2 separate regions of the Homo sapiens genome follow, and region 1 is linked to region 2. A link is an interaction called in ENCODE POLR2A ChIA-PET data of the cell type or tissue named here. Cell type or tissue: GM12878. All regions are shown on one strand. Links, peaks and the distances in the headings refer to the core of each region. The heading gives the core; the rest is flanking DNA. Region 1 has its middle 11 kb from the start of LINC-PINT. Region 2 overlaps LINC-PINT (long intergenic non-protein coding RNA, p53 induced transcript).

The links. Peaks named below come from ENCODE experiments on the same cell type or tissue, not always from the same donor. Only the 100,000 strongest peaks of a DNase experiment are listed, where the experiment ranks them.
Region 1: POLR2A ChIA-PET joins it to region 2 with 5 read pairs; 2 of 35 experiments call an interaction of 5 or more read pairs at or near these places.

Annotation. Positions count from the first base shown.
Region 1 is chr7:131,118,736-131,123,127 of GRCh38, forward strand. It overlaps a transcript of MKLN1 not described here. Among named protein-coding and RNA genes, the nearest start is that of LINC-PINT, 11 kb to the left of the region's middle. In GM12878, for the core only: no CTCF peak of the experiment used is centred there; no DNase peak of the experiment used is centred there; H3K27ac peaks cover 530 bases.
Region 2 is chr7:131,026,617-131,031,008 of GRCh38, forward strand. All of the region lies in intron 3 of LINC-PINT (long intergenic non-protein coding RNA, p53 induced transcript), which reads right to left. Among named protein-coding and RNA genes, the nearest start is that of LINC-PINT, 81 kb to the right of the region's middle. RefSeq lists an enhancer at 824-963. In GM12878, for the core only: no CTCF peak of the experiment used is centred there; no DNase peak of the experiment used is centred there; H3K27ac peaks cover 3,659 bases.

The sequences.
Region 1 (4,392 bases), core at 205-4,204, 92 kb after region 2:
CACAGAAGAAAGAGAATGAAGGGGGAAGTGCTACACACTTTTAAACAAGCACATATCTTGAGAACTCACTGACTATCACGAGAAGAACAAGGGGGACATCTTTCCCCATGATCCAATCACCTCCCACCAGGTCCCTGCCCTAACATTGGGAATTACAATTCAACATGAGTTTTGGGTGAGGACACAGAGCCAAACCATAGCATTCCATCCTGGCCCCTCCCACATTTCATGTCCTTCTCACATTTCAAAACCCAATCATGCCTTCCAAACAGTCCCTCAAAGTCTTAACTCATTCCAGCATTAACTTAAAAGTTTAAGTCCAATATCTCATCTGAGACAATGCAAGTTTCTTCTGCCTATGAGCCTGTAAAATCAAAAACAAGTTAGTTACTTCCAAGATACGATGGGGGTACAAGCATTGGGTAAATACTGCCATTCCAAAATGGAGAAATTGGCCAAAACAAAGGGGCTATAGGCCCCATGCAAGTCCAGAACTCCAGAGGGCAGCATTAAATCTTAAAGCTCTAAAATAATCTCCTTTGACTCCATGTCTCACATCCAGGCCACACCGATGCAAGCGGTGGGCTCCCAAGGCCTTGGGCAGCTCCACCACTGTGGCTCTGCAGCATACATCCCCTGCAGCTGCTTTCATGGGCTGGTGTTGAATGGCTGTGGCTTTTCCAGGGCATAGTGCAAGCTATCAGTGGATCTATCATTCTGGGATCTGGAGGACAGTGGCCCTTTTCTTACAGCTCCATTAGTCAGTGCTCTAGTGGGGACTTTGTGTGGGGGCTCCAACTCCACATTTCCCCCCCACACTACCCTAGTAGAGGTTCTCAATGAGGGCTCTATTTCCACAGCAGACTTCTGCCTGGACATCCAGACATTTCCGTGCATCCTCTGAAATCTATGCAGAGACTCCCAAACCTTGATTCTTGCCTTCTGTGCACCCACAGGCCCAACACCACATGGAAGCCACCAAAACTTGGGGCTTACACCCTCTGAAGCAATGGCCTGAGCTGCACCTTGGCCCCTTTTAGCCATGGCTGGAGCTGGAGTGGCTGGGATGCTTTCTGCCTTGTCTTGGCTATTCACATTTGGCTCTTCTTTACTTATGCAAATTTCTGCAGCCTTAAATTCCTCCTCAGAAAATGGGGCTTTCTTTTCTGCTGCATGGTCAGGCTGCAAATTTTCCAAACTTTTATGCTCTGCTTTCTTTTTAAATATAAGTTCTAGTTTCAAGTCATTTCTTTGTTTATGCAAATGAGGATAGGCTTTTAGAAGCAGCCAGGCCACGTGTTGGCAGGCGCCTGTAGTCCCAGCTACTCGGGAGGCTGAGGCAGGAGAATGGTGTGAACCTGGGAGGCGGAGCTTGCAATGAGCTGAGATCGTGCCACTGCACTCCAGCCTGGGGGACAGAGTGAGACTCCATCTCAAAAAAAAAAAAAAAAAAAGAAGCAGCCAGGCCATATCTTGAATGCTTTGCAGCTTAGAAATTTTTTCTGTCAGGCCAGTTGCAATGGCTCACACCTGTAATCCCAGCACTTTGGGAGGCCGAGGCGGGTGGATCACGAGGTCAGAAGATCGAGACCATCCTGGCTAACAACGGTGAAACCCCATCTCTACTAAAAATACAAAAAAACAAACAAACAAACAAAAAAAAACTAGCCAGGTGTGGCGGTGGGCGCCTGTAGTCCCAGCTACTCGGGAGGCTGAGGCAAGAGAATGGCGTGAACCCAGGAGGCAGAGCTTGCAGTGAGCTGAGATCACGCCACTGCACTCCGGCCTGGGAGACAGAGCAAGACTCCCTCTCAAAAAAAAAAAAAAAAAGAAAAAAGAAAAGAAAATTTTTCTGCCAAATACCCTACATCATGTCTCTGAAGTTCAAAGTTTCATAGATCTTGAGAGCAGGGGCATAATGCCACCAATCTCTTTCCTAAAGCATAGCAAGAGTGACCTTCACTCCAGTTCCCAATAAATTCCTCATCTCCATCTGAGACCACCTCAGCCAGGACTTCACTGTCCATATCACTATCAGCATTTTGGTCACAACCATTCAACAAGTCTCTAGGAAGTTCCAAACTTTCCCTCATCTTCCTGTCTTCTTCTAAGCCCTCCAAAGTGTTCCAACCTCTGCCCGTTACCCAGTTCCAAAGTTGTTTCCACATTTTTGTATATCTTTATAGCAATACCCCAATTCTGGTATCAATTTTCTGTATTAGTCTGTTCTCACACTGTTATAAAGACATATGTGGGACTGGATAATTTATAAAGAAAAGAGCTTTAATCGGCACATGGTTCTGTGGAGCTGTACAGGAAGCATAGCTGGAGAGATCTCAGGAAACTTACAATAATGGAGGAAGGCAAAGGGGAAGCAAACGCATCTTCACATGGCTGGCACAGAAAAGACAGGGTGAAGGGGGAAGTGCTACACACACTTTCAAACAACAGATCTCGTGAGAACTCACTCACTATCACATGAACAGCAAGGGGGAAATCCGCCTCCATGATCCAGTCACCTCCTACCAGGTCCCTCCCCCAACATTGGGAATTACAATTCAACATGAGATTTGGGTGGGGATACAGAGCCAAACCATGTCAGCTTCCCCAGACTCTCATCAGAAACAGATGCAGCACCACGTTTGTACAGCCAGCAGAACCAAGAACCAACTAAATTCCTTTTCTTTAAAAATTACCCAGCCTCCATCCTGGTGAACACGGTGAAACCTCGTCTCTACTAAAAACACAAAAAATTAGCTGGGTGTGGTGGCGGGTGCCTGCAGTCCCAGCTACTCGGGAGGCTGAGGCAGGGGAATAGCATGAACCCCTGGGGGCGGAGCTTGCAGTGAGCCGAGATCGCGCCACTGCACTCCAGCCTGAGTGACAGAGCAAGACTCCGTCTCAAAAAAAAAAAAAAAAAAAAAAAAAAAAAATTACCCAGCCTCAGATATGTCTTTATAGCAATGCAAGAAATGCAAGAATGGACTATCACACAGGGGAAGATCAAAAGTTCTAAGTGCAGATGTCCCCTGCAGAGTTGTAGATATGGGTGTGAGGTTCATAAGAGCTGCTGGAACTGGGTTTATAAATTTGAAAGAAGATTGCCTAGGAGGGTAGATAGAAAGACTCAAAGAAAAGTGGGTCCAGGTCTAATCCTTGATCATTTAAGACTGAAAAGAAGAGAAAGAGCTGGCACTGGAGACTGAGAATCAGAAACCAGGAGACTACGGGGCCAAGGAAACCAAGAGAAGAATCTGTTAAGGAGGATCAGCTCTTTGTTAAACACTGCCAAAAGGTCAAGAAAGATTATTTTAATTTGTTTCTCTCGTAAGCGTTAAGCTCCTTGAGAGTTAGTATTATTTTATTATTTATTTTTGTTTCCCTGGGGCTTGCCCTGTGACCCACACATAATAAATGATCAGTAAACTTTTGTTAGATTGAAGAAAGAGAGAAAGATGCATGGCAAGAAAGGCAGACATGCAGAAAGACAGTAGAATTTATGCTTGGGTCTCAAAAAATAAATAAGTAAAACAGATTCCCTTGAAGTTGACTGCAAACCCAGCTTGATCTTAGGAAATGTAAGGAGGTTCTTTCTGCTCCCTGTGTTTTACTCTTGAGCTAACACATTGATGGGGCTCCCACAGAACCATATTGTTGCCATGTAAGTACCTTCAGAAAACATTTTGAGAAGTGATATTCACCTGTGTCTGGTCAATCTGAGTCATTTTTATCTTTATTTAGGTCCTAGGTGATGACGAAAAGGGCAATTTGCTTTTCCTCGTCTATGACTCCACCACATCACCCTGAATGAGTTGATGGAAACGGGGGCATCCATTTCTGTGCCACTACAGTTCTGTAATACACTGTAATCACTCATAACGCTGCCCAGCCCCAGTTTCCCATGAGAGAGAAAGGTGACTACTGGCAGGAAGAGACGTCTAACCTCTTAGAGAAACCACCAGCTTCTTAGTCTGTTATTGTTTCTGCATTAAAGTGTTGCTGCGGGCCGGGTGCGGTGGCTCATGCCTGTAATCCCAGTACTTTGAGAGGCCGAGGCGGGCGGATCACGAGGTCGGGAGATGGAGACCATCCTGGCTAACACGGTGAAACCCCATCTCTACTAAAAATACAAAAAAAATTAGCCGGGTGTGGTGGCCCGCGCCTGTAGTCCCAGCTACTCGGGAGGCTGAGGCAGGAGAACGGCGTGAACCCGGGAGGCGGAGCTTGCAGTGAGCCGAGATAGCGCCACTGCAGTCCGGCCTGGGCGAAACAGCGAGACTCCGTCTCAAAAAAAAAAAAAAAAAAAAAAAAAAAGTGTTGCTGCTATCAGGGCCGCTGTACAGAATATCAAAGAAGGACATGTTTGACTCTGTTCTAAGAACGTGGAGCTCT
Region 2 (4,392 bases), core at 203-4,202:
ATATACATATATATATGAACATTCCCTTCCAAGACAGAGCATTAAAAAGATAAAGCAACACACACACATACACACACACACGCACACACACACCCCCCTTAATAACAGTGTGTGTCCTTTAATTAAATGTTGGCCTTTTTAATTTACTTATTTTAAGTTGTTGTTTCTGTGATCTCAATCTGACAAGGATTGCATTTGAGGATTAAAATTGCCGAGCACATACCTTTTTAGTTCCTCATCTTTTAATTACTACATAAGTGGTTGCCTAGGAAACCTCCAGACCGAATGATGAAACTCAAATGAATTCTCCTTTCTAAGCTTGCAGGTTTGACTCACTACCTTTGCTCCCCAAAAACTAAGTCCTCCGGAATTATTAAAGCCAGATATTTTTGCAACCTGGATGACATGCGAAAAAAAACATAAGAGGTGAATAATTATTTATTCTGAATACAGGTTTCTTAGGGAAATAAAAGTTAAAAAGGCCAAGTCCCTACTCACAGCAAATTCAGAAGAGAAATGCATGTCTTCAAATATACCCATACTATCTGTTACCAGGTAATTGTGGAGTGTTATTTTATGGCAGTATGTTAACATGGTAGTGATTAAACATTATAATGAAAGACAATAGAGAAGAACCTGGGAAAGCAGACCATGGAGACACCAAAGCAAAATAATGTCAGAGGGGGTGCAACCCCCCAATCACTGCAGAAATCACCCCTAGCTCCGCCCCCAGCTCCGCCCCCAGCTCTGGTTCCCTGTCCTTTCTTACAATCTGGCTCTACCTCTGCCCAGAATGACATGACATCATCACTGAACAGTGGCAAGAAAACATAGATCTATTTTGCTGTATGCCAAGTAAACAGGGCTGATCACCATACACAAATATGTATGCAACTTAGCATAAACGCATCTCAGAAGATTCTGTTTTAACCACAGCAGATGCACTGAAGTAGGCTCATCTGGCGGCCCTCGGAGGAAGGACCGAGTGTTGCATAATTCCAGCAAATGAGAGCAGAAATACTGAGAACAGCCAGAACACCCAGGCCAGATGGTACTGTGGTTCTGAAGCAGTGCCTGAGGCTAGAGACGTGAGCAGGCCCGGGAAAGACAGAGATGGGGCAAGTGGGCTCAGTGGCTGGAGGCAGAGTACACTCAGCAGAAGGCCTTTGACTACTTTCTCTCAGCCCTGATCTCAAAGTCTGGCTGCTTCCTCTAACATCCTTGCATCATGATCTTACCATCATTTACTTTAAATTTAAAAATTTTGAACCAACTCTTCTGGAGGAAAAGCAACAACCAATTTCCACCTCCATCCCCCCAGCTATGCTTCTGCCTCGGGGTAGAGGAGTTTGAGTAGGAGAGGAAAAGACAGATCAGAACTCAAGGCTCTCAGGCTGGGCACGGTGTGGCTCTTGCCTGTATTCCCAGCACTTTGAGAGGCCAAGGCAGGTGGATCACTTGAGGTCAGGACTTTGAGACCAGCCTGGCTAACATGGTGAAATACTGTCTCTACTAAAAATACAAAAATTAGCTGGGCATGGTGGGATGCGCCTGTAATCCCAGCTATTTGGGAGGCTGAGGCAGGAGAATTGCTTGAACCCAGGAGGCGGAGGTTGCAGTGAGCCGAGATTGTGCCACTGCACTCAATCAAGCCTAGGCAACAGAGCAAGACTCCATCTCAAAAAAAAGACAAAAAACAAAAAACAAAAAAACTCAAAGCCCTCATCATTTCTCCCCAGGATAACTAAACTTTTCTGCCAACTACTATTCCCACTGCTCCAACCTCACACTGCAGCTAATCCACTCCCTACAAGGATGGTCGAGATTTTCCTCCACTTAAATGAATTCCCTCCCTGGCTTCCACACTGCCCTCAGGATGAAAACCCAAGTTCCTCTCAGCTTAGTTTAGAAAGCTCTTCACCAGGTAGGTCCTTGAAAAACTTGATTGCATTCCACTGTAATCTCAAAATTGTCAAAGAAAAACTGTTCCGTACCTGGTCTGGAATAGAACCAAGTGGTCTGCTAGAAAATTCACAGTATCCTACTAGGAAGAAATGAACAGCATTCCAGGGAAAAAAAAAAAAAAAAGCTTGCTTTTTTTCTAATGCAATTTCCTAAATGAACTTTAAGGAAATTAAGACTTGCTCTGGGCAACTCATTACCATCTACCCGGCTGACTGTCAACTATCAGAGTGTAGAGGTTTTTAACCAGACATTCGTTTCAATGATGATATTTAATCACTTTCTTCCCTTAATGTCCCTACCAAGAGCGAATCATTGAATGTGCCTACTGCAGGACTCTCTCCTTGCATTGCAAAGCTAAAACAAACTGTTGGCACATGCTCAAAATTAAACTGTCCGAAAAGTTTTAACAAATGCTACCTAACCTAAAGCAGGTCCTTTTACCCTGCAGTCCCCAGGACACTTTTTGGTCTCTGGCCTCCTTGGGCCTTCCAATACTCAGCAACCTCCTCCAGGTAGCACCCACCAGGGCTGACACTTTCCCTCACTCTCTGCCCCAACCCCCCAATGGCAACTCCCATCTTCTCTGGTTAACCTCTATTCATCTCCAAAGTCCATGTCAATCATAGGTCAAATGTTAGTTCCTCCAGGAGAACTTGCCAAGAGGCTGGACCCAAGTCCTTCCAGATGCTTCAGTATCAGAGCTGTTACTGTACTGCACTGCATTTATCTCACCAGAGTGGAAGCTCACTGAGGACAGCACAGGGCCTTTTTATTTCTGTATTCCCCACCCTATCACAGAGCCTGGCTCAAAATGAGCACATCCTAAATGTTTGTTGAATGCATGAAATGCCAACAGCCAAGTGCAGGAGTCAACCTTCCAGGCGAAGGTGTTCCATTTCCTTGTGTAATTCACCTTTAGGTGCTCTGTGTTTGCACCAAGCCAAAAATCAGATGGGATAACCTGATGTTAAGGCTGTTGTTTCTACATCTTAGTGTTAAGGAGGGAGACAAAGCTGGGGAAAATGTACTGAAAGGGGTCATCACTGTGCAGTCTAGTAACCAACCCTAAAATGCAGCCTCCCTGCGGACCGAGGTGGAACTAGTCTGCCAGGCAGCCCCGGCAGCACTCTCCTGAGGACCTGGCGCAGAGCGGGTAGTCCTGGAGTGACTCAACCCGCTGAAAAGCATGGACAAGCCCGCCCGTCTGAGAGGAAGAAATGTTTAAATATAAAATTTCCTAAAATGTTTAAACCAGAGGAAAAATACAGAAATCTTTTAGAGGCGAAGCAAAATGAAAAGACAGATAACACCTTTAAAGCAGCCTTATAGATCTGAATCTTCTTGGCACAAGAACATAAAAATTTAGTTGTTTTATGAAAATATCATGTTAGGTAAGTTCCGGGGATGTCAGGGCCTGAGAGTGAACCAGGAATATTCAGGAAAAATTCTTTTTTATTATTGTGGTTTGTTGGCTTTTGCATGAGAGTGGGAGGACTTTTATTTTTTATTTTTATTTTTTTGAGACAAGAATCTTGCTCTGTTGACCTCTGAGGCTCAAGCAATTCTCTTGCCTCGGCCTCCTAAGTAGCTGGGACTACAGGTGTGCACCACCACACTCAGCCAATTTCTTTTGTCATAGAGGCAGTGTTTCAATCTGTTGCCTAGGCTGGTCTCAAACTCCTGAGCTCAAGTGATCTTTCTGCCTCAGTCTCTCAATGTGCTGGGATTACAGATGGGAGCTACCTCAACCAGCCCTGGATGACTTTTAAATGCCTTAAGAGAAAGACAGTCTGTTCCACTGCAATTTCCCCCTGGCCTTTCAGATCTCTGGGAATACTCTCAATAAGAACAAACTTTCCCTGAGGACTGGACCTGGTGCTGGAGGACAAAGGGAATGCCCAGGGACTTAGTAGTTTTCTTCTCATTTAAGACAACTTCCATCTGGTACATCTGCAAGGGTGCTTCAGAGTGGAAGGACTGATGGCAGGTTCCTGTCTACCACTGAGGCTTTTCCCATGTTCTTAGAGGGATAGAGGAGGGTGATGGAACACACTGAAATGGGAACCCCCTGTCCCCACAGAAACCATGATATTCTCCTACACTAACACTAGAAAGTCCCAGAACAACATAGGTGGTCCCCACAGATGTTCTTTAACTAACTTCCTTTTTTTTTTTTTTTTTTTTTTGAGACTGAGTTTTGCTCTTGTTGCCCAGGCTGGAGTGCAGTGGCGCAATCTCAGCTCACCGCAACCTCCGCCTCCCGGGTTCAAGAGATTCTCCTGCCTCAGCCTCCCAAGTAGCTGGGATTACAGGCACGTGCCACCACACCTGGCTAATTTTTTTTTGTATTTTTAGTAGAGATGGGGTTTCTCCATGTTGGTCAGGCTGGTCTCGAACTCCTGACCTCTCAAGTGATCCGCCCACCTC